Linked DNA regions of Homo sapiens: region 1 is linked to region 2. A link is a contact called in ENCODE Hi-C or POLR2A ChIA-PET data. All regions are on one chromosome and are shown on one strand. The core of a region is the stretch at or near the end of the contact, and the rest is flanking DNA. Distances in the headings are between cores, read along the strand shown.

Region 1 (5,154 bases), core at 1,888-4,387, 130 kb before region 2:
AAAAAATCACACAGCCATAAAAGAGAATAAAATCGTATCCTTTGCAGCGACATGGATGCAGCTGGAGGCCATTATCCTAAGCAAATTAATGCAAGAACAGAAAACCAAATACCACATGTTACAAGTGGGAGCTAAACTGTGGATTCTTATAGACATAAAGACGGCAATAATAGCTACTAGGGACTACTGGGGTTGAAAGACTAACTACTGGGTACTATGTTCACTACCCGGGTGACAGAATCATTCATATGCCAAATGTCAGCATCACACAATATACCTAAAGTATCAAACATGCACATGGACCCCTAAATCTATGAACACAATTAATGGCTAAACTTCTAGGTGCAAAACTAGGGATGGCATTTGGGCTGTAAAGAATGGCACAGGCTGTGGTTACCCCAGTAACCACTTTCTTCCAGGACTCACTCAAGGCAATAGGGACTTGCTTGGTCTTGCCCCTTCTGTTATGGTTCCAGGGGTGGTTGCCCAAAGGTGATGCAAGTTGATTCTCCCAGGGATGGGTCCCCAGTGAGAGCTCTCAAGCTATTCAGGGACCTTCAGAGCCAAATTCCCCTAGCATTTTGTTCAACTCTTCCCCATGTGTACAGGGACAAGGAAGGGTTTTGCATTATCCTTTCCCATTTGTTGAAATTACATCTATAAGAACTGATGAAGAGAAGGGTCAGTTTTTTCCACCTGTCTCAGGGAACTGGGTGGGCCTGATAACTCTCCCACTACATGCTCCTGGCCCCAGATTATCTGGTTACTTATTTTTAAACTTCCTGATATTAGGGGAAAAGATTTTTCCCTAAATTCCCTATAAGTGATATTTGAAGCGGTGGTACGCCACCCAGCAAATGGCTGTATCCAGTTTTAATGGTTCATAAAGTAACTTATGAAGTGACTTGTTTTCTTTCAATTCAAAGGAAGTCTGGGGAAAGGCACCATTCATTCATTCAAGATGGGGTCTCAATATGTTGCCCAGGATGGTCTTGAACTCCTGGGCTCAAGGATCCTCCTGCCTCAGCCTCCTGAGTAGCTAGGATTACAAATGTGGCAGTTTGAAAGGCACTTTCTTGGTCTATGTGGTCCGCCTGTACCCAGATGATTTGGAGCCTCACCTTTAGTCCCACCCTGGCCAGCCAAACCAGGGTCAGCCTGGGGCTCCAGGAAAAAATGAAATGTTACATGGCCTTACTTGCCTTTTTCTGCTATTCATAGGCTGATATTGGTTGATAGTAAATATAAACCCACTGGGCAAGTTCATTTTTGCACAGAGTGACAACCGTCACTGAACTCTGTTTTAAGGGAGGGATTTTGGTGGGTTTTTTTTTTTGAGACAAGGTCACCCAGGCTGGAGTGCAGTGGCATGATCTCGGCTCACTGCAGCCTTGACCTCCTGGGCTCGATTGATCTTCCCACCTCAGCTCCCCAAGTAGCTGGGACTACAGGCGTGCACCATCACGCCTCGCTAATTTTTTGTAGAGACAGGATTTTGCCATGTTGTCCAGACTGGTCTTGAACTCCTGAGCTCAAACAATTCACCCACTTCAGCCTCCCAAAGTGCTGGAATTACAGGCATGGGAGGGATTTTTTTTTTCTTTAAATTGAGATGAGGTCTCACCATCATGCCCAGGATGGTCTTGAACTCCTGGGCTCAAGTAATCCTCCCATCTCAGCCTCCTGAGTAGCTGGAACTACAGCTGTGTGCACCACACCCAGCTAATTGTTCAACATTTTTGTAGAGACAGGGTCTTGCTATGTTGCCCAGGCTGGTTTCTAACTCCGGGGCTCAAGTGGTCCTCCTGCTTCAGCCTCCCAAAGTGCTGGGTTACAAGTGTGAGCCACTGTGCTGGGCCAGAATTTATTTATTTATTATTTTTAAAGAACCTTCATTTCCTCTGGCAATCTGCTTGGGGACATGCACATGAATCTCATGGGAGAACAAGAAAACGTTTCCTTTTTGTGTTCTCCACTTTCCCTTCCCTTTCCAGAATCTAGGCCCTGGTGATTCCCTTCAGGAGGCAGGAAAGCGATTCCTTGAAGAACAACAGCCGTCACCTTCCTTCCCAGTTGAGCCAGAAAGGCCCCACAGCTCTGCCACAGATGCTACAGAAAATGTTTCTGGCCTCAACTCCCCAGGGAGGGAGTAAGCCTTGGGGTTAGTTCAGTTGCACAGTTCCACGTCTGTTAGCAGCCACTGGTTCTCTTACTCCAGCTATGTTTAGCTTTGTTTGACTATCTTCCATGGGAACACAACTGCATTAGTGTTCCTTTTCTCAGTTCTCCATTTCAAAAATTTTTATTTATTTATTTAATTTCTGAGAGGGGGTCTTGCTCTGTCACCTAGGATGGAGTGCAGTGGCACAAACACAGCCTCACTGCAGACTCGACCTCCAAGTTCAGCCTCCTGAGTAGTTGGGATCACAGGCATGCACCACCATGCCTGGCTAATTTTTTTATTAGTAGTAGAGACAGGGTCTCCCTATGTTGCCCAGGCTGGCCTTGAACTCCTGAGTTCAAGCAATCCGCCCGCCTCAGCCTCCCAAAGTGCTTGGATTATAGGCGTGAGCCACCGTGCCCCGGTATCGGTTCTCCATTTATAACAACTTGTCACCAAGAACCCGAGACCCAAGCTTGGGTCAATGGTTGTCCAGCTAGGATGAGAATAATGTGCTGGCTATCTGGGTACTGTGGACAGCCTGGAAGCCCCATGTGGCAGCCAACTTACTCATTTTGCACACTGCACCCAGAGAAGGGTGGCACTGAGTGGAAAGTGAGGCCAAGGTCATCACAAACAGCATCAGGCTCTACAAAGAGTGACAGCAACCTGAAGCACAGAGACAGGTCTAACATGGATGCAGGATGTAAGTGACGTTGGACCTAGTCTTAGGTCACATCTGCATACAAAAATCCTCACTACAGGAACTGTCATTATTTAAACACATGAGCAAGGACACAGATTTTTGAAATAAGCACTTATTCTTTTGAAGGGTCTAAAAGGTAGAATGTAGAGATGGAAGACAGTAGACCTGAAATTCCTTCCTGACCACGGCCTTGTACAAATCTTCTGCCCTGTCTGTCCAGATGTTTCCTCATTTTTGACCAGATGCTAAAGCCTCCAAATCAGTCATTCTGAGATCCATGCCAATTCTTAGCCATGATTCTAAAAATAGCCAGAATAGAAATAATATACAATCCTCATATTTATGCTTACTTCTTTAATACAAAAACAGTGTAATAACAGCATGAAGGAAATAATTTAATGATTTTAATTTTTCAGCCTAAAATTATTTTAAACTAATGGTTTCACCTTGTTCCACTTGAGTAATCAAATTCATATTTTCCCCCTTGCCATCTCTCCCCCACCTGCATCCTGTGAATCAACAGAAGTTAAAACCCTAACACCAGTGGGAAACAGAAACTAGCCAAGAGCATGTAAAACAGAAACAAGACAGGCGTGGTGGTGCTGAGGTGGGAAGATCACTTGAGCCCAGGAGTTCAGGCTGCAGTGAATAATGGTTGCACCATTGCACTCTAGCTTGGGGGACAGCGTGAGACCCTGTCTCTATATTAAATTTTAAAATATAATAAAAGAGAAAGAAAATGCCTAATTACAGTTCTTGGTGAATAAATGATGTAAATGCCCATATTTTACTACCTGCTCACGTATAGCGTTAGTATTGTAATCAGATAGTTTATGTACCAAACTTGTAAGTTATGCCAGTTGGGACCATTTATCTAACAGGAAGCAGGCCCAGGCAGGTTCCTTTGCAACAAAGGATGGTTCAATGTTGCATACAGTTGAGTTGCCATGAGAGACAATTATGGCCATCCCCAAATAAGGAAAACTTGATTGCACTTAGATAAAAATTGCGATTTTTCAAATTTTGAGGTCAAAACCTGTATACTCTACAACTAGAGGTAAGCTTAAGCTAATTATGTTCTATTTGAGTCTTCCCTTCTGCTGACTAAATCACCATTTAAAATATTTGTAAACCTTGGTTGTAAAGTTGGACACCTAAGAATTCAAAATAGCAATTGTCCCACAAAGCCCCATCCCTTCCAGTATTGTGTTCTTTTAGGAAAGTATTCAATTATCTCTCAGCTGATCCTAAGATTCCTTCTATATCTTGTCCCTTTCATTTGTTTAGATATTTACTATACACTTTGAGGCTGGGTGCAGCGGCTCATGCCTGTCATCCCAGCACTTTGGGAGGCCGAGGTGGGTGGATCACCGAAGGTCAGGAGTTTGAGACCAGCCTGGCCAACATGGTGAAACCACGTCTCTACTAAAAATATAAAAATTAGCTGGGTGCGGTGGCGCATGCCTGTAATCCCAGCTACTCGGGAGGCTGACACAGGAGAATCGCTTGAACCTGGGAGGCAGAGGTTGCAGTGAGCAGAGATTGCACCACTGCACTCCACCCTGGGCGACAGAGTGAGACTCCTTCTCAAAAATAAATAAATAAATAAAAGGCTGGGCATGGTGGCTCACACCTGTAATCCCAGCACTTTGGGAGGCCGAGGCGGATGGATCATGAGGTCAGGAGTTCAAGACTAGCCTGGCCAAGATGGTGAAACTCCGTCTCTACTAAAAGTAAAAAAAAAATTAGCTGGGTGCGGTGGCAGGTGCCTGTGATCCCAGGTACTCAGGAGGCTGAGGCAGGAGAATCGCTTGAACTCAAAGGGCGGAGGTTGCAGTGAGCCAAGATCGCGCCACTGCACTCCAGCCTGGGTGACAGAGTGAGACTCCATTTCAATAAATAAATTAAAAAGAAAAAAAAACATACAAAAAGATACTTACTGTACACTTCAGAAAACAGTATTTTCTAACATCGGTTTAGCATTTATTTCCCTTTAATTTCTATTTATATTATTTTCTAAATGTTCACTCAGGTGTAAAAAAATAACTTCAACAATTAATAGTTTGACATGATGTCAGCTATTTAAGATACTCAACATCATCCTCTGCTTTTCACCACCTTCTTGCATTTGGGGGTGAAGAGTTAAACTACTTTTTTTTAATGCTGGAACTCTTTTTGAATCATTATTAAAATAAGACTGGGGGAAGAGAGGTTATATAAAGGAAATAAAGAGTCTATAATGGAATTTAGGCTTTTGCTGTTACAGCTGAGAAGAACTAGAGCTTCC
Region 2 (5,346 bases), core at 848-3,347:
ACCAGGCATGGTAGCTTGCACCTGTAGTCCCAGCTACTCAGGTGGCTGAGGTGGGAGGAACACTGGAGCTTGGGAGGCAGAGGTTGCAGTGAGCCGAGATTGTGCCACTGCACTCCAGCTTGGGCGATAGAGCAAGACCCTGTCTCGAAAAAAAAAAAAAAAAAAAGAAAAGAAAAGAAAAAAGAGAGACAAAAAGAAAAGAAAGAAAAATAAAAAAGATTTTTGAAAATGGGCAAACCTGGCCGGGCATCGTGGCTCACGCATGTAATCCCAGCACTTTGGGAGGCCAAGGCAGGTAGATTGCCTGAGGTCAGGCGTTCAAGACCAGCCTGGCCAAAAGTGGTGAAACCCTGTCTCTACTAAAAATACAAAAATTAGCCAGGTGTGGTGGTGTGTGCCTGTAATCCCAGCTACTCAGGATGCTGAGCAAGAGAATGACTTGAACTTGGGAGGCGGAGGTTTCAGTGAGCCAAGATTGCACCACTGCACTCCGGCCTGGGAGATGGAGCAAGACTCTTGTCTCAAAAAAACAAACAAAAAGGGCAAACCCAATAAGCACATAAAAAGATGTTCAACATCTCTAATCATTAAGGACTTCAACTCAAAACTAAATGAGATACCACTTTATATACATTCGGATGACAACTATCAAAAAAAAAAAAGAAAAAAAAAAAAAACCCAGAAACTAACAAGTGTTAGTGAGGATGTACAGAAACTGGAAACTTCATGTACTGCAAAAAACCGTAAAATTGAGCAACTGCTGTAGAAAATAGTTTGTCAGTTCCTTAAAAAGTTAAAACATAGAATTACCGTATGATCCAACAAGTCCACTCCTAGTATATACCCAAAAGAATTAAAAACAGAGACTAAAATAGATATTTGTATACCCATGTTCACAGCAGATTAGTCACAAGAGCCAAAAGGTGGAAACAACTCAAATATCCATCAACAGATAAATGGATAAACAAAATGTGGTATATGTACACAATGGAATATTATTCAGCCTTTAAAAGGAATGAAATCCTGATATGTACTACAACAACGATAAAAGTTGAAGACACTATGTGTAAAATAAACCAGACACAAAAGGACAAATATTGTGTGGTTCTATTTATATGAGGTACCTAGAATAGGCAAATACACAGAGAAAAAAGTAGAAAAGAGGTTACCAGGGGCTGAAGAGATGGAAATTGGGAATTATTGTTTAATGTGTACTGAATTTCTGTTTGGGATTTAAAAAAGAAAGATCTGCAAATAGTGGTGATGGTTATACAACATCATGAATGGGTTGGATGCAGTGGCTCATCTGTAATCCGAGTGCTTTGGGAGGTGGAGGCAGGAGGACTGCTTGAGCCCAGGACTTGAGGCTACAGTAAGCTATGATCATGCCACTGTACTCCAGCCTGGGTGGCAAGACTGCCATCTCTTAAAAAAGAAAACCATCTGTACTTAATACCACTGGGCTGTACTTAATACCACTGGACTGTACACTTAAAAACTGCTGAAATGGCCGGGCGCAGTGGCTCACACCTGTAATCCCAGCACTTTGGGAGGCTGAGGGGGGTGGATCATGAGGTCAGGAGTTCAAGACCATACTGGCCAAGCCAATATGGTGACACCCCATCTCTACTAAAAATACAAAAATTAGCCTGGCGTGGTGGTGCACACCTGTAGTCCCAGCTACTCGGGAGGCTGAGACAGAAGAATCGCCTGAACCCAGGAGGTAGAGGTTGCAGTGAGCCAAGATTGCACCACTGCATTCCAGCCTGGGTGACAGAGCAAGACTCTGTCTCAAAAAAAAAAAAAAAAAAAAAAAAAAAAAAAAAAAAAGGTTAAAATGGTAAAATTTTGTTATGTGTATTTTACCACAATTTTTTTTTTTTAAGTACTAAAGAAGGGCTTGGGCCAGAGGCCTTCTACATTTATCTTGGCAATAGAGCAGTGGCATACATGGAATGAAGCCCAGAGCCAACCAGCCAGTACACACATACTAGACAAACACAGGCAGTTCAACACTGCTGGGCAGGATACACTGTTGCCCTGAGTTTAGGACAAGGGATTTATATCCAAAAATTGCTTCCAAGTCCTCTTAAGGCTTGGCTTCCTGGCTTCCTCTCAAGCACCCCATCTGTCTGCAAGAATAGAAACAGACAGCCTGAACAGCTGAACGAAGTCCAACACCAGGGGCTGCGTGCTGGCAAGCTACTAGTCAGAGGCTGAGGACTTCAGCAGTGCCAAAGCCCTATTCTCACAGGGTCAATGAATCTGCAAAGACACTCATCTTTTTCTCTCCTCCTCTTTAAATCATTTTATTGGGTATAGTATACATAAGAAAGGGCACATCATAAGAAACAATGATTTTCTTTTAAAGTCTATAAAAAATTTATGTTCAGTAATCTCAAGTGCATCTCTCTGTAAGTTGAGAGTTTTAAAAATAAAATTACTTCAGCACAAACAACATCTTCTTAACTGCCAAATGTTAAATGATTTCTTTCATATTTTTCCCCAAGTGGAAGGGGTAATTATAGCTACCAGAAAACTCAAGTTGTATGTTAGACAGTCAACACTGCAATAAGACTGTTTTAACAATGACTAGAATTACCAAATTATGCTAACATAGTCTTACAAGAAAAAACAAGGTGTTACCCCCAATTCCTCACTTTCTCTCATTCTCTACATCCCTTCCAAGTCAACTCAAAGCAACTCACCCATATTCAAAACCTACACTCTACCTGCTCACTTCACTTCCTTAAAATTACCTCTATTTCCATGCCGTTATCTCACCTGGACCACTGTGAGAGCCCAGTAAGTGGCCTCCTGCTTTCACTTTTTTCCCCCTACAATACTGATTTTTATTAGTTATCCCTAGGTTTGACAAACAAGTTTTGGAACATATTATAATAAAAAAAGTTTTTAAAGGAAGGGACCTGTCATAAATGAGAAACAGAGATGGAAATGTGGAATGGAGATTGTGAGAAGTCCATGTAAACTCATTTCTACTATTTTTTGGAGTGGAATATTAATATTGGCTCCATTCATTTCTGAATACCTCATCTTATTAAGAGAATGAAGGATAACAGTTTTTCTTTTTGTTGTTTTGTATTTTTTTTTTCCTTGAAATCCCATTTACCTAATTAACATCACATGGAGGTTTCAAGGAAAAAGAGAATTGCTTTTAATGTGCAGAAAAGCAATTCCAACCTTAGTGATATTTTCCCCCTGGGATCTCAGTATCCCAGTACTGAGATCCCAGAAATCCATTCTCCATAGGTGAATCAAGGCAATCCTATTAGAATATAAGTCACATCACATCTTTCCTTGTTTAAAACCCTCTAATGGCTTCCCATTACACTTAAAATTCTTAACAAGGCTAATTTCTTGCCTTGGTTGCTCCCTCTGCCTGTATTTTGTGCCCCCAGATCTTCCTGGGGCTGCCTCCTTCTTGTCATTCAAAGCTCAGCTCACCTCAGAGAAGAAATCTTCCTTCACTCAAATTAAAGTAAAGCCACTTACTTTGAGATGGGGTCTGGGCATCTTAATTTCTTTTTAAGCTCCTCAGATGAGTCTGACATATAGTGATGCTTTGAATCACTAGCTAAGTGAATCTTCCTTTTGCTTATAATAGCTTTTCTGCCAATTTACTTCTTGCTACTTCTTACTGACAGCGGGCTGAAAAAATGGAAAATCAACATTGTGGGAGGTGGTGAGAAAGAAATGGCAATCACTAGGGACTTGTACTAAATCACTGCCAAAGGGGCCGGGTGCGGTGGCTCACTCCTGTAATCCCAGCACTTTGGGAGGCCCAGGCGGGTGGATCAACTGAGGTCGGGAGTTCAAGACCAGCCTCACCAACATGGAGAAACCCCGTCTCTACTAAAAACACAAAATTAGCTGGGCGTGGTGGTGCATGCCTGTAATCCCAGCTACTCAGGAGGCTGAGGCAGGGGAATTGCTTGAACCTGGGAGGCAGAGATTGCGGTGAGAGCCACTGCACTCCAGCCTGGGCAACAAGAGTAAGACTCCATCTCAAAAAAAAAAAAAAAAATCACTGCCAAAGGTCACGTGTGTGTGTGTGTGTGTGTGTGTGTGTGTGTGTGTGTGTATGTGTGTGTGTTTGAGACAAGGTCTCACTCTGTCACCCAGGCTGGAGTGGAATGGCGTGATCTTGGCTCACTGCAACCTCCGCCTCCTGGGTTCAAGTGATTCTCGTTCCTCAGCCTCCCAAGCAGCTGAGATTACAGGTGCATGCCACCACACCCAGCCCCAGCTAATTTTTTTGTATTTTTTAGTAGAGACGGAGTTTCACCAGGTTGGCCAGGCTGGTCTCAAACTCCTGACCTCAAATGATCCACCTACCTCAGCCTCCCACAGTGCCAGGATTACAGGCACGAGTCACTGCGCCCAGTCATACATCTATGCATTAAATGCAAAGATATGTTCATAAACTCTAGAGAATCCATCTTGCCTGTATCAACTTTTTTGTTGTTCTTATTTCATGATTCTCAGCTCTGGATCACAGAGTTTACGATGTTGGAAAAATCATATGTAAATGTCACCTCTTAAGAACTGCCTTCTTCAACTTCCTGGGTAAAGATAGCCATTCCATCTTTTGAGCTTTGGTAAGGCTCTTCCATCTCTGATAAAATTTCTTACACTAATTATTAACAACTTTCTTTCACTGTGAGCTCCATAAGATAATAAACTTGTCTGTATTGTTCACTGATACATCCTCAACTCCTATGTAGTGTCTGACACATAGGAGATGCTTTATAGTGAGTTACGTGATTTATCCACTCAAGAAATATTAACTGAACACCATGTGCCGGGAGGCATCCAAGACTGTGAGGATGCAGCAATTAAAAAAAAAAAATCTTTGTCCTCTTAAATGCTAATCTGGAGCACTGACAAGATTAATAAGTAAAATAGCATGCTAGGTAGTAATAAGTAACAAGAAGAAAAACAACTAAAGTAACAAAAGGCAGACCAGCAGTTGTCCACAAATTGTGGATGACTGTAAAGGGACACAGTCCCCATTTAGGGGCTGAGGAACGTGTTCTGGTTCTTGACTGTACTGGTGTTTTCACAGACATGTACACCAGCCAAAATTAACCAAATTGTACACTTTAAATAAATAGTTTATTGTATTATACATTGTCAATTGTAAATATAAAACATAAAGCAGGACATGGAGAATTCTTTTAGAGAGGTAGCTGGTGAAGGCCTAATGAGAAGGTGATTAAAAAAAACAAAAGACTTTAAGGAAGTGAAAAGGCTAGCCATATCTGGAGTAAGACGAATTGAGAAAGAGGCAAGAGCAAGTATACAGGTCCTGAAGATCCCTGGAAT

What was found. Hi-C counts contacts between places; a loop is a spot of excess contacts on that map. ChIA-PET counts read pairs that join two places held with the same protein, here RNA polymerase II (POLR2A).
Region 1: a map with no recorded cell type shows a loop between it and region 2 (1.9-fold over the local background). The contact joins two enhancer-like sites. A Hi-C loop is called at or near these places in 1 of 37 single-sample maps with no recorded cell type. POLR2A ChIA-PET finds 5 or more read pairs at or near these places in 2 of 52 experiments (CD8-positive, alpha-beta T cell and GM12878).

The regions. Positions count from the first base shown.
Region 1 is chr2:62,139,239-62,144,392 of GRCh38, reverse strand. No RefSeq gene overlaps it. Among named protein-coding and RNA genes, the nearest start is that of B3GNT2, 54 kb to the left of the region's middle. RefSeq lists an enhancer at 2,238-2,327. Within about 2 kb of position 3,137, at least 3 of the 41 ENCODE cell types and tissues checked have a DNase peak (open chromatin) inside an H3K27ac peak, as active enhancers do.
Region 2 is chr2:62,011,027-62,016,372 of GRCh38, reverse strand. All of the region lies in intron 2 of COMMD1 (copper metabolism domain containing 1), which reads right to left. Among named protein-coding and RNA genes, the nearest start is that of COMMD1, 110 kb to the right of the region's middle. RefSeq lists an enhancer at 5,231-5,346. Within about 2 kb of position 2,097, at least 14 of the 41 ENCODE cell types and tissues checked have a DNase peak (open chromatin) inside an H3K27ac peak, as active enhancers do.